Linked DNA regions of Homo sapiens: region 1 is linked to region 2. Evidence: chromatin loops called from intact Hi-C (ENCODE). Cell type or tissue: chondrocyte. All regions are shown on one strand. Region 1 overlaps PSIP1 (PC4 and SRSF1 interacting protein 1). Region 2 overlaps TTC39B (tetratricopeptide repeat domain 39B).

Region 1 (2,500 bases), 270 kb before region 2:
GGGCTCAGGCTGAGGAGGGAGGATGCCTTGAGCCCAGGAATTGAGGCTTCAGTGAACCATAATTGCGCCACTGCCTCCAGCCTGGGTGATAGAGTGAGACCCTGTCTCTAAAAAAAAAATAAAAATAAAGAATTGTATATATTATTGGGATAAAAACTTATTTTTTGAAATTAATAGAGTTGATTGCTCACAGGCAGCAACTAAACAATCAAATGCATCATCTGATGTTGAAGTTGAAGAAAAGGAAACTAGTGTTTCAAAGGAAGATACCGACCATGAAGAAAAAGCCAGCAATGAGGTATGTTCTATTTCTCCTAACATTTTAAACCCATTTTGTTTCAAGGAAGAAATAATGAAATGAGTTGGCCATGATTAATTAGTAAGTAATTTTTAAAGTACTTCAAAAGTGAATTAGAAAATATTTAAGGCTTATTTCCTTGTGTAAATATTAAATACAGTATTGTCAAACAACTTATGCATCTTTAAGATGCATACCTGTTATTATTTGAAGTTATTTTTATATGTAAAACATGAAGTCCAACTGTAGGGTGCGGTAGTGTTAAGGATTTTTTTTAAAGAGAAGTGTTGTAGGATGGATGTACTGGAAACAGCATTAGACTAAATTTTTTAAAACCTAGGTTGATGTCCAACTGTATATGATCTGTGTGTAAAGATGACTCATTTAGCCCTTCCAGGCCTAATGAAATGGTTGTTAGATGATCTTCAATGTCCCAGCCACCCTTTAAAATTCACAATTCAAATTTATCCACCCCTATAATTCAGAATTCTAGTGTAGAAAAAGTAGTTTTATAAATTTAAATAGACAGACTTCCTGGTGTACCAGCAACCATGACTTACATTTGATCTGACAGTGGAAATGCATTTTTCTCACTTTATAATGTTGAGACACAATGTTTTTAATTTCAGAACTCTACAGAGCAAAACAGATTTCCCCAATGCTTTCAGTTAAACGTGCTTGTAACTTTTAGTTTAACAAGGTTTCTTTCATTCCTGGAATAATTTATTCAGTATTCAGTTTTCTTTTTTCTTTTTTAGGATGTGACTAAAGCAGTTGACATAACTACTCCAAAAGCTGCCAGAAGGGGGAGAAAGAGAAAGGTAATTTCACTGACTTACCAACCATGGGGATCTGAAAAGAATTTTTATTTTAATTGGGTTGAGGGAGAGTAGATACAATGAAACCTTAAATTTCAGCTTTTATTCTAAACCCTTTAATTTTTTATGGGTTATGTTTTACTTGGCAAAACTATCTGTGTTTCTTTCTTAGTGATATAGCACCCTTAAAGTAACTTGAGTGGTAAAGGAAATAAAATACACCAGTTTTCATTCATTTTAATGACTGTGCCTCAGTTTTCTCTAAATTGGGTAGAAATATATACTCCAAGGTTGTGGAGGATTAAATGATTTAACATATGTGAAATGTTTATGCTAAATCCTGATACCTAAACACTAGTAAGTGTTATATAAGTGTTGTCCATTATGTTGTTGTTGTTGTTACTTCACGTTGTGAGAAATGAGTGTGAGTGACAGTGCAAGGTTAGGTACATAGTAGGCTTTTAATTAATATGAAATTTTCCTTCCATATACGAAGTTTTGTTCACACCCTTTTCTGACCTATTTATGTCTCAAATTATTATCATATACCAAAGATGCAAAGAAAACCAAAAGTTCAGTATCTCATGAGGAGGTAAACTATGAAAATAAATAATTACAGTGGCTTATTTGTTGTGCAGTATGGGTTGGAAGTGGTGTGATAACAAGATTTTAAAATACAGGCAGAATTTTGTCAGGCGGATGAAGGAGCAGGGAAGGACACATGAAGCCATTTCACATAGAGGAAATTCCTACTCAAGCATCTTGAGTATTGTATTTCATTATTAACACACCATAAAGTCTGAGGGAAATGGGTACCAAAAAAACCTGATGTTGTCCTAAAGACCTTGGAACTTACAGAAGTGATGGGAAATGATTGAATTATTTTAAATTTTAGATACCTCCTTTTAAAAAATTTTTTTAAGAGATGGGGTCTCATGCTGTCACATAGGCTAGAGTAGTGCAGTGGCACAATCATGCCTCACTGCAACCTGAAACTTGTGGGCTCAAGGGATTTTCCCATCTTACCCTCCCTAATAGCTGGGACTGTAGAAGTGTGCCACCATACCCGGCTAATTTTTTTTTTTTTTTTTTTTTTTGAGACGGATCTCGCTCTGTCATCCAGGTTGGTGTGAAGTGGTGCGATCTTGGCTCACTGCAACCTCCACCTCCCGAATTCAAACAATTCTCTTGCCTCGGCCTCCCAAGTAGCTGGGATTACAGGCATGCACCACCATGCCCAGCTAATTTTTGTATTTTTTTGTTTTGTTTTTGTTTTTGTTTTGAGACGGATTCTCACACTGTTGCCCCAGCTGAAGTGCAGTGGCGCCATCTCGGCTCACTGCAACCTTCACCTCCCAGGTTCACGTGATTCTCCTGCCTCAGC
Region 2 (2,500 bases):
GTGTTCAGTCAGGTTAGTCTCCGATTTTTGTACATGTTTCAGTGTTTAAATGGCTCACGCCTGTAATCCCAGCACTTTGGGAGGCCGAGGCAGATGGATCACCTGAGGTCGGGAGTTCGAGACCAGCCTGACCAACAGGGAGAAACCCTGTCTCTACTAAAAATACAAAAAATTAGCCAGGCATGGTGGTGCATGCCTGTAATCCCAGCTACTCGGGAAGCCGAGGCAGGAGAATCACTTGAACCCGGGAGGCGGAGGTTGTGGTGAGCCGAGATTGTGCCATTGTACTTCAGCCTGGGCAACAAGAGCGAAGCTCTGTCTCAAAAAAAATTAAATAAATAAAAATACTTTTCCCTCACTTGAATCATTTTTTTTTTTTTTTTTGCTTCTTGAAAGAGCTTTCAGTTAAAAATGTGAGGTTTGAAACCACAATTAATGATTAACTTTGGGCTGCTCTGATTCCTTGTGGTTCTTTTGAACAGATAGTGCCCTCAATGTTCAGGACAAGCTGCAAATTACCAAAGGATGTTTAGACTATTTCCATGGAGGCAAAGAATAATGTGGCTTGCATTTGTTTTGCATGGCAGCAGGCTGTTATGCATTAATATTTAAATTAAAAACAAAACCATGCATTACCATTTTAAACCTTATAAATAATTAATACAGCTTAAGAAGTTTTGAGAAAATAAATGATGTTCTCATAGCCCGAGAATCTGGATGTCTGCCATCTATTAGGACTAGTTCTAGTTAACATCCTTAAGAATCCTGAAGCAGTTCTCACTGTAACTTGATGATTTGAAATATCAAGAACTTTAATCAGGAACTTCAGATAATGGGATTAGACTAGATACAAGGTCTGACAACTACTTTGGTCATGGCTCTTGTGACCAGCCTAACTTATTCCAAAATCTTGTTTGCTCTTGGCCTTTGGCTGGCGAGGAGAGGGATTATTTTATATAAGCCTTTATTTTTGAAAAAATATATCAGAATCTCTCTGTCAAAAAATACATTTCCAGCGGCCTTTATTTTAGCACTTATTTCAGAGCCAAAGGCCGTGTGCTGCCCCTTTTTCAACAGAAAACAGTTTGCTTGCAATCTGCCTGCAGGCTGCCCTCTTGTGTTGAAATAGGGAAATGCATATTGTCCCCTTCAACCTGGAACATTTTGTTCTGCCTGTGTGGGTTTACATTGGAAAGTCCTTGGTACTTGAGTTTTTAAGAGGTTACTTTTCACCACCCATATAATTTCAGTGATTATGGTGAAGGAATAAAGGTTACTGTGCAAGTCAGGACATGCATTTACTAGGATTTCTTATGATCAGTATTTCCATTGAATTAAAATGTCTGAATTCCCTGTGTTCTTCCCAGGGCTAAGGAGAGTATGTACCATGCCTTGGGCTACAGTACCATTGTGGTGTTGCAGGCTGTCCTGACCTTCGAGCAACAGGACATCCAGAACGGCATTTCTGCCATGAAGGACGCTTTACAAACCTGCCAAAAGTATGACGAGTCATTAAATACTTAAGATGTGACTGCAAACTTTTATGCCTGTGTGACAAAAATAATGTCATTTGCCTGACCAAAAGCTCTGTGTTTGAAATTGGCCACAGTTACAGAAAAGAAATTCAGCCTCGAAGCTGAAGGATTCCCATTTGGCATCTACATATTCCACTTTTCTTTTTGATAGCCTGGGGTCTGAGCTACAGAGATCTGGGGGGGATTTCGGGGGGATTTCAGTGGGATTAGCAGCAAGCATCTCTCAATGTAGATGACATTAGGTACTGCATGCCAAACCAAGCCACACAAGGAACATTCTTGTTTTAAGTGGGAGATGCAAATTCATGAGGGAATGTTTTATTTGTTTAAGAAGGACCTGTTTTTGAACACTTTTGTTTGGTGAAAATGAGATAGATTTTTAGTTTTATTTTAAGCTTTACTTTGTGTGTATAGGAAGACCCTATCAAAATTTTTTTCAAGGGGTAAGTTATTTTGATATCTTTTAAAAAATGATAGGTGTTTCACAGTATGGAAGATGCTTGGTTTGTGGACATTTAGGAATATTCAAGAATCCAGGAATGGCTGGCTGCAGCACCCTGATCAGATGGATGGGAGGAAATGACCCCTGTTGCTGTCAATTGCTTGATGTGCCCCCCATAGGACTAGGGCAGAAGGTTCATGATCAGAAGGTTAACATGGGTGAAATTACATCCTGATGTAATTGTGTTGTAAGCTCCTCAAATGAAGAGAGCTTCCAAATATTGCACTTTAACTTCATTTTTAACCTGTGGAGAATTTTACCACAAATACTGATTTTAGTTATAGGGATAAGGGAAGGTACTTTGGAGGTTAGTTTTCATTGGTGTGTGTGGGTTTCCCCACGTGGTGTTCAGTAGCACAGACTGAGTTCCCACAAATGGCTAGCCAGTGCTGCATGTAGAGTGTTGGAAAAGGATGATCTGTGTCCTATAGACTTCAGGGTTTAGAGTTTCAGCTTTTTGACT

Evidence for each region. Peaks named below come from ENCODE experiments on the same cell type or tissue, not always from the same donor. Only the 100,000 strongest peaks of a DNase experiment are listed, where the experiment ranks them.
Region 1: it touches region 2 in a loop (2.9-fold over the local background); 6 of 110 quality-filtered maps call a loop at or near these places.

Annotation. Positions count from the first base shown.
Region 1 is chr9:15,484,625-15,487,124 of GRCh38, reverse strand. PSIP1 (PC4 and SRSF1 interacting protein 1) reads left to right here. Exons shown (of 16, transcript NM_033222.5): 5 at 194-298; 6 at 1,057-1,119. Among named protein-coding and RNA genes, the nearest start is that of PSIP1, 25 kb to the left of the region's middle. In chondrocyte, CTCF peaks have their summits at 882 and 1,091 (motif pointing right); no DNase peak of the experiment used is centred here.
Region 2 is chr9:15,210,265-15,212,764 of GRCh38, reverse strand. TTC39B (tetratricopeptide repeat domain 39B) reads left to right here. Exons shown (of 20, transcript NM_152574.3): 5 at 1,368-1,499. Among named protein-coding and RNA genes, the nearest start is that of TTC39B, 96 kb to the left of the region's middle. In chondrocyte, CTCF peaks have their summits at 851 and 1,118 (motif pointing left); no DNase peak of the experiment used is centred here.